Regions from separate parts of the Homo sapiens genome. Here region 1 is linked to region 2. A link is a loop called in an ENCODE intact Hi-C map of the cell type or tissue named here. Cell type or tissue: HepG2. All regions are shown on one strand. Each heading gives the region's core, and the rest is flanking DNA. Links, peaks and the distances in the headings are about the cores only. Region 1 has its middle 32 kb from the start of PPM1H. Region 2 overlaps PPM1H (protein phosphatase, Mg2+/Mn2+ dependent 1H).

Region 1 (4,403 bases), core at 154-4,153, 75 kb after region 2:
TGAGCCACTGTGCACATCCTGGCCTCAGTTTCCTTATATGTAAAATGAAGAGGTGGTTTGAGTGATTCTGAAGATACTTCCAGCTCTGGCATCCTGTGACTCTATGAATTTAGAAATCTGTCATGCAAGAGGAGTTCAGGTGTAAATTTTGTTACTATAAATCACTTGCTCATCTAACAGGAATTGTTTACATGTAGCTGATGGTCTAATTTTTAAATGTTCAGAGTCCTAAAATTATGAACAGATTATATGTCAAAAATTAATTTGTAATATACAAGGTATATTATGGTTGAACTAGTTTTTGTGGTCTTAGGCTGGAAATTAAACACCTAGTATATAGAAGCAATAATATTTCAAGTATACATATTCATTTATAGCATTATTTCTATGGGAAAATGCACCCAGAATTCTAACTAGGATCTTCAAGAACAACTCTCCCCAGGTCAGTGCATGGAGCAGAAAGAGAAGGGAAAGGGATAGAATGTCTTCATGACTTTAATCCTAGTATTTGAAAAAAAAAAATCAAACCTTGCACCTACAAATTTCTGTCTTGATCCAGAAAGTCATTAGCATAAAAAAGATAATAGTGGCCTTCTCACCTAACGCCACCAACATGGTGTTCAGGCGCTTCGTGGAGGTTGGCCGGGTGGCCTATGTCTCCTTTGGACCTCATGCCGGAAAATTGGTCGCGATTGTAGATGTTATTGATCAGAACAGGGCTTTGGTCGATGGACCTTGCACTCAAGTGAGGAGACAGGCCATGCCTTTCAAGTGCATGCAGCTCACTGATTTCATCCTCAAGTTTCCGCACAGTGCCCGCCAAAAGTATGTCCAACAAGCCTGGCAGAAGGCAGACATCAATACAAAATGGGCAGCCACACGATGGGCCAAGAAGATTGAAGCCAGAGAAAGGAAAGCCAAGATGACAGATTTTGATCGTTTTAAAGTTATGAAGGCAAAGAAAACGAGGAACAGAATAATCAAGAATGAAGTTAAGAAGCTTCAAAAGGCAGCTCTCCTGAAAGCTTCTCCCAAAAAAGCACCTGGTACTAAGGGTACTGCTGCTGCTGCTGCTGCTGCTGCTGCTGCTAAAGTTCCAGCAAAAAAGATGACGGCCGCGAGTAAAAAGGCTTCAGCCCAGAAGGTTCCTGCCCAGAAAGCCACAGGCCAGAAAGCAGCACCTGCTCCAAAAGCTCAGAAGGGTCAAAAAGCTCCAGCCCAGAAAGCACCTGCTCCAAAGGCATCTGGCAAGAAAGCATAAGTGGCAATCATAAAAAGTAATAAAGGTTCTTTTTGACCTGTTGGCAAATGTAAAAAAAAAAAAAAAGATAATAGTGAGTATTTTATTATTTCAGGAAGGTAAAACAGATCTTTTAAAATGGCTCGTTGTATCATTATGTTCTCATTTAGTTATTTTCAGTATTTACTTTTTCTTTGTAAAATAAACGTGAAAGTGGCTTGTTAAATTTTTTTTAGAGAAATCTGAGTAATCTTCCCAGAGGCTCCTGAAGAAGATTTAACTTTTTTCTCATCTGATTTTCATATAATGTATTCAATTCTACAAGTTCTATTGCTAAAATGCCACACTGTGTGAGTGATGTCCATGTTTGGTGACTAAATTAACTATGTGACAAAACTGATATTTTCTTAAGGAAAAGTCTAATTTCATGAGGAAGTATTTGGTAGTTCATGGTGGTGTTAGATATGAGTTCTAAATTTCTTTACAAAGAATCAATATGTCAGTATGTTCAATTCTTTGCCTTCTATTTTTAAACTTCACTTCCTCATAAAGCAACCTTTTTCGATCACCTGCTCCACCCTGACTCATTTCAATCACCTGCTCCACCCTGACTCATTCCCATTACCGGCTACCTGGTCTGCCCTGACTCATTCCTTACCCTGCATAACCATTTTTTCCTGCCAAGCCATTCACCCTGTCACTTTCTTTCAATTAGCCAATGAGAATTAGTTTAGATGCTGCGGTATAACCCTAGCCAATAGGGGAACAACACAGCAGCAGGGGCCGCCTGCGTCAGGGATAAGAACCCCTTCCCCTCCCTTGTCCAAGTGTGCGCTCACCATTGCTCCATCTGTAAGGGTGCACCCTTCTATAGAGGTACCTTGCCTTGCTGAGAATTAAAAAGAAAATTTTATATTCAAGTGCTATTTTTTTTGCCGCACGGAAACTATTTATAACAGTGGGCTGCATGCCATCCTGAGAATTCATCTCTCAGAATTGTGGCCTATGCATTTCAGTTCATGCCAACTAACCAACTTTGAATATAATATTGTACTTTCCCTTCTAACTCTCTATTTATTTAGGTCTTTGTTGACTTAAAAGATTATCATTAGTGCAGCAAAGAGTGAAAGGCTCTGTGTTAGACCTGACAACTGTATTACTTTACTTGGGTGTCACTGACTGGTCTCTTAGGCTGTAGTTCATTCCACCTAGTTCCTGTTGATCATGGTTGGCAAGGTAAACTTTCTTGAAAACAATTTCTTCCACATTGGTCTTTAGTTTTATCCATTGTCTTTCAATCAAATATGAACATTTTAGCTCATATTTCAAGTTCTCTCCACCCCATCATCAGGCTTCTCCATGCCTGTTCAGCATAATTCACCTCATCTTGCTGCCCTTTGGCCTCTCTCTGTAAGCAGTTAGTCTGACCCAGGAGATCTTTTCAAACCTCTTTCATCTTCATTTGTACTGGAGCTTTGTGAAAGACAGGTGAGGTGATGGGCCATGTCCTCTGGTGCCTGACTTCCTTCCACCTTTTCTCAACAATCTGTATAGCACGTGTACTTATTGTAGCAACAACAGTCATAGTAATGATATCTTTTATTACTGAGTTCCTACCATGTAAGGCACTAAATTGTTTCATATGTATCATCTCTGCTAAAACAATAGCATGATTTAGGTAAATATGGGTATTATTATCTCCATTTTACAAACAAAATATTGAGATCCGAAGGATTAAGAAATGTACCCAAAGTCATACAGTTAGTCGATGTCAGAGCCAGGATTTAACCAGTTGGTATGCCTCTAGAGTTTTTTATCTTAACCATTATACTTTTCTGGCTCCTGCAAATGACCATGTGCTGTGAGGAGTACAAAGATGTAAAAGATCCAGTGCCTGTACCACAAAGTTGACTGTTTAGTTTGGTAGATTAGAGATGCACACAAATAACTTTTTTATAGGTCAGTGTGTGACAGGAACTGGAAAAATGGGCCTAAGTTGCAATGTGGATCTAGAGTTGGGAGAAGGCTGCCTAGAAGCTCTGAGACTTTAGTCTTGGAAAGATAGGTACCATTTTCATGGGTATCTAAACTATTCAAACTTAACATGTTATTTTATTCTGGCTTGCATGTTTATTTCGTTTTCTTTTGTTTTTGGCTTTCTTCTCAATTAGAGAAGTTCTTTTAAAGCAAGGTTCATGTCTTATGCCTCTGTATTTTCCATATATTACTAGCACAGTGTTATGTACATAGTAAATTATAAATAGTTTGTGATTAACCACTTAAAGATAAAATTTATTTATGAAAACAATTACATCAGCCTTTTCCAAAGTACACCTTACTAAGCAGTATTCTCTTAATTGTTCTTATGGAAGCTATATTTTCCCTTTCATTATATTCATCAACTTTCAAGTAGGAGTTTAATGTGTGTTTTTTCTACTAGACTGTTAAGACCCATGAGGACAAGGACTGTGTGTGTCCTGTATACCACTGAATCCTGGGTGCTTGCAATGTGTGCATATAGTAGTTGTTCAATAAATGTTCATTGAATAAATGAAATAGGTCTCTCAAGGAACCCGTTTAAAAAAGCCTTCCTTGACCTAGGGAGTTTATGAAATGCTGCATGGATATTATGCCATCCTCTTGAATATTCACAGTTGTATGTCGGCAGATGAAATCTCCAAAAACCTTGCAGCAAAGAAATCTGTTTAAAGTGGGTTATACAGTTTATTAAATTAAACTGAACTGATGAACTACCCTCCTCCTTTATTTCCCTTAGGAGAATTTGTTAATATTCTGTGAAATCACTGATGAGCAGACACTCTCAGGAAAGCCATTTTTGGGGGAATCTGATTGTAGCATTTGTCACACAATATTGTTACAACTATAGATCCCAAGAAATGTGCCCTCTTCTCAATCCTTTTCCAGCCAAAGGGACTGACCATTCCAAAAGATAGAAACCAGGACCACACCTTCCTAAGGTAACCTTGTCATCTACACAAAGAGGACTGCTCTATGCTCTTATTCATATTCTTTGTCAGTGTGTGACAAAGGCTTTTGTTCGCAATAGCCTGCCTGGTCGAGGAGAATTATTTTTATTGGGTTGTTTCCAGTATTTGTCTATAAGCTTCACATTTATTTACAAAGACTGTGAGAGAACTAACTT
Region 2 (4,403 bases), core at 214-4,213:
GTCTAGTGTTGGCAAATGAACAAATACCAGTAGACCAACGGAACAGAAGACAGAGCCCAGAAATAGACCCACATAAATACAGTCAACTGATCTTTGACAAAGGAGCAAGAGCAATACAATGGAGCACAGATAATCTTTTCAACAAACCGTGCTGGAACAACTAGAAATCCACATGCAAAAAAATGACTCTAGACACAGATTTTACACATTTCACAAAAATTAATTTGAAATGAATCGCAAACCTAAATTTAAAACACAAAACTATAAAACTTCTAGAAAATAACGTAGTAGAAAATCTACGTGGCCTTGAGTTTGGCAATGAGTTTTAAAATACAATGTCAAAGGTACGATCTCTGAAAGAAATAATTGATAAGCTAGACTTTATTAAAATTAAGATTTCTGCTCTGCAATAGACACTGTCAAGAAAATGGAGAGACAAACCACAGACTGGCAGAAAATATTTGCCAAAGACATATCTGGTAAAGGATTATTATTGAAAACATACTAAGAACTCTTAAAACTCAACAATAAAAAAACAGCCTGATTAGAAAATGGGCCAAAGACTTTATCAGGCATCTCACCAAAGATAAACAGAAGGCAAATAAACATATTAAAAAGTGTTCCAGGTTGGACATGCCGGTGGCTCATGCCTGTAATCCCAGCACTTTAGGAGGCTGAAGTAGAAGGATCGCTTGATCCCAGGTATTTGAGACCAGCCTGGGCAACATTGGTGCAACCCCATCTTACAAACAAAAAAATAAGCCAGGTGTGGTTGTGCACACCTGTAGTCTCAACTACTCAGGAGGCCGAAGTGGGAGGAACGCTTGAGCCTGGAAGGTCAAGACTGCAGTGAACAATGATCGTGCCAATTTTGTGTGTGGGTTGAGTGAATATGGGAAATCTCTGTGCTTTCTGCTCAATTTTGTTGTGAACCTAAATCTGTTCTAAAAAATAAAGTCTATTTGAAAAATAAAAGGGTTCCTGAACATTTACCATCTGTAGACATTGTTATGAAAGAATTGAGGGTAAGTTTTAGCAGCCCCGAAAGGTAAACAGCTATTAGCAACTGAAAAACATCACGTTATTTTGAAATCTTTCAATAAGTGATTAATGGAGTCAACACTTATTGATTGGGAATATATATAATATCATTTCGTGTGTGTGTATACACACACACACACACACACACACACACACACACACACATATATATATATGAATGAAACAGCAAGAAAACATGTCTAACACTTAACTCCTTTAAGACTTGACTGTTTGAAGGCCAGGCGTGGTGACTCATGCCTGTAACCCCAGCACTTTGGGAGGCCAAGGCAGGCGGCTCACCTGAGGCAGGAGTTCAGGACCAGCCTGACTAACATGTTGAAATCCCATCTCTACTCAAAATATCAAAATTAGCCGGGCGTGGTGGTGGGCGCCTGTAATCCCAGCTACTTGGGATGCTGAGACAGGAGAATCGCTTGATCCCAGGAGGTGGAGGTTGCAGTGAGCCAAGATCACGCCATTGCACTCCAGTCTGGGCAACAGAGCAAGACTCTCAAAAAAAAAAAAAAAAAAAAAGACTTGGCTGTTTGAATTCTAGAGCATATTTTTCCTTAAAAGTGATGTAAGTTCTTCATAATCTTGTTACACACTCTCTCTGGGAAAATGCATTCCATATACGAATGGAAATACTCATATCATACCTATATGGGAAACTCCATAAAAGCAGCAATCATAAAAGGCTCAGTGCCTGGTACATTTATCCAGTCTAAGATCAACCAATAAGATGAACCATTAGTTTACAGACTGCTAAGAAAGCCAAGTAAACTGATACAATGCTTTCTTTTCATTTACAATTATTGAAGAAGCTTTTAGATAATTAGATTTTTCCATGTGTCAACCATGTACCTACATGAAAATTAAAATAAGTTGGCCAAGATTTTCTTAACACATCTTCACCTGCCCAGTTTGCCTCTTCTCAATCATTTTAACTCAGATGCTAATGTCCATTTCTTCCATCATATGCTCCACTATTGTCTCTGGGACATTTTTCTAGCTGTCCTATACTCAATATGCCAGTTTTGAGGCTGGTGCTTTTTTGTTCTTACCTAGTATCACGACAGAGGGCCTTTAGAATAACTAAGACTCATATCTTTGGTGACTAAAAGTGCCACAAGGTTAGCAGTTGTCGAGTCTTGCCGAAAGAATTACAAGTGGATCACTATACTCTTCAGTGAATATATTCTTTACTGTTCAGATACACATCTGTGAAAGCGATCAAGAACCTATATACTGGGTGAGTTATATGGGGGCTCTGGGACATCTGTTCCAGACTACTGAGTCATTTCTTCTTCAGTTTGGCTGAAGTGTGTGTGTGCATGTGTATGTGCAGGCGTGTAGATAAACGATAACATCTTTGGGTAAGAACTCTTAGGAATTGTTTTGCAGTTTATGATTAACTTATGGCTACAACTTTCAGCCACCACCAATTGTGCAAAGTATCACAGAAACTTTTCACAGCCTCTGCTCATGCCTTTGATCTCTGTAGTACCTTTAACATTTCAAAAAAAATTTACAGCCTTTTAAAGCACACTGAGTTTTTATCAGCATTTCCTATCTGTCTAAATTCAACTTTTTTTCCCAGTTAAATCACTAGAAAATAAGTAGCTACAGTTCAAAGTCAGCAGGAAGTTTGATAAATTGATGTTCTACGCTTCAACAACAGTCCTGTGTAACCTATGAATTGGACATACCAGCCTCTTACTGCTTTGAAATTCCTTTCATCTCTTTGAAGAGATCTACCAATTTTTCCTGCTTTCAGTTGCATAATTTGTCACCTAGGACGCAATACTTTTGCCATAACTCTGTAACACAGCTTCAGCTACTTGTCTTCTGCCTCAGGCCCTCCACAGTTCCTGGTTGCTTCTTTGCAAAAATAGCAACTGAGGTCATTCTTGTACAAAAATTTGCTTCACTAATCCCAAATTTACATCCTGTTGCTCTACTTCTATAACTTTCTACACATATAAACCCGTTTTTAAATTTTGAGTCACAATTTAAAATATTTGAAGATATTTTATATGCAACTAAACTCAATATGTGTTTACCAACAGTATACATCAACACAATTGTTATGTCCAAATTTGCACAAGCTCACATAATGACAATGACTTATCATTGCCATCTAGTCAATGGTGATAAGATGCTATCAACAGTAAATACATCCTGATTTCAGAGAAATTAAAATGTGGGGGCAAATGTACATTTCAAAAGTAAGGCATAAGTGGATACTCCTTTAATTTATGTAAAAAAATCATTTCCAAAAATGGACATCAGAAATTCCTCCCATCTCTGTATAGACATGCCATTCCTCCCATCAAGAAACAAAGTCCTGGTCCCTCACTTGTGACTTGCTTTCAGCAACAGAACATGGCAGAAGTGAGATTCTGAGACTTTAAGCTCAAGTATTAAGAAGCTTGGGCTACAGTCTAGAGAAGGGGTTGGTGAACTATGGTCCAGTGGGTCAAATCTGGTCTGTTTTTATACTGCCTCTGAGCTAAGGATAGCTTTCATATTTTAAAAGAGTTTTAAAATAAGAAAATATGTGACAGAGATCGTATGGGCCCCAAAGCTATGAGGCCTAAAGTATTTACTAACTGGCTGTATTTATTTGCTAGGGTTGCCTTAACAAAATACCACAGACTCAGTGGCTTCAACAACATAAATTTGTACCTTCACAGTTCTGGAGGCTAAAAGTCCAACATCAAGATGTCAGCAGAGTTTATTTCTTCTGAGGCCTCTCTCCTTGAAGGTGGTCTTCCCTGTCTGCATGTCTGTGTACTAATCTCCTTTTCTTATAAGGATATCAGTCATATTGAGTCATAATGAATTAGGGCCCACTTGACCTCATTTAACCTTTTTTTTTCTGAGACAGGGTTTCACTCTGTTGCCCTAGCTGAAGTGCAATGACATGATCATGGCTCACTGCAGCCTCTATTTCCTGGGCTCAAGCAATCCTGCCACTTCAGCCTCCCAGGTAGCTGGGACTACAGATGCATGCCACCATGCCTGGCTAATATGTGTGTGTGCGGGGGGGAGGGGGTGTGGTTTTTCTTTTTCAGGTAAAGACAAGGTTTACCATGTTGCCCAGGTTGGTCTTGAGCTTCTGGCCTCAAGTGATCCACCTGCCTCAGCCTCCCAAAGTGCTAGGATTACAGGTGTGAACCACCACACCCCGCGTTCATTTAATCTGAATTACCTCTTTAAAGGCCCTATCTCCAAATATAGTCACATTCTGAGGTACTAGGGGTTAGGACTTCAACATATGAATTTTGGGGGACACAATTCAGCCTTTAACACTGGTCTTTTTCAGAAAATGTTCCCAATCTCTGGGCCACACTATTGAA

Evidence for each region. Peaks named below come from ENCODE experiments on the same cell type or tissue, not always from the same donor. Only the 100,000 strongest peaks of a DNase experiment are listed, where the experiment ranks them.
Region 1: a loop joins it to region 2, with 6 times the contacts of the local background. A loop is called at or near these places in 1 of 110 quality-filtered maps.

Annotation. Positions count from the first base shown.
Region 1 is chr12:62,964,712-62,969,114 of GRCh38, forward strand. It overlaps the pseudogene RPL14P1. Among named protein-coding and RNA genes, the nearest start is that of PPM1H, 32 kb to the left of the region's middle. In HepG2, for the core only: no CTCF peak of the experiment used is centred there; DNase peaks (open chromatin) are centred at 1,950 and 2,380; H3K4me3 peaks cover 731 bases.
Region 2 is chr12:62,889,551-62,893,953 of GRCh38, forward strand. All of the region lies in intron 1 of PPM1H (protein phosphatase, Mg2+/Mn2+ dependent 1H), which reads right to left. The region is part of intron 2 of LOC105369795 (a long non-coding RNA gene); the gene reads left to right. Among named protein-coding and RNA genes, the nearest start is that of PPM1H, 43 kb to the right of the region's middle. In HepG2, for the core only: no CTCF peak of the experiment used is centred there; a DNase peak (open chromatin) is centred at 2,651; H3K4me3 peaks cover 428 bases.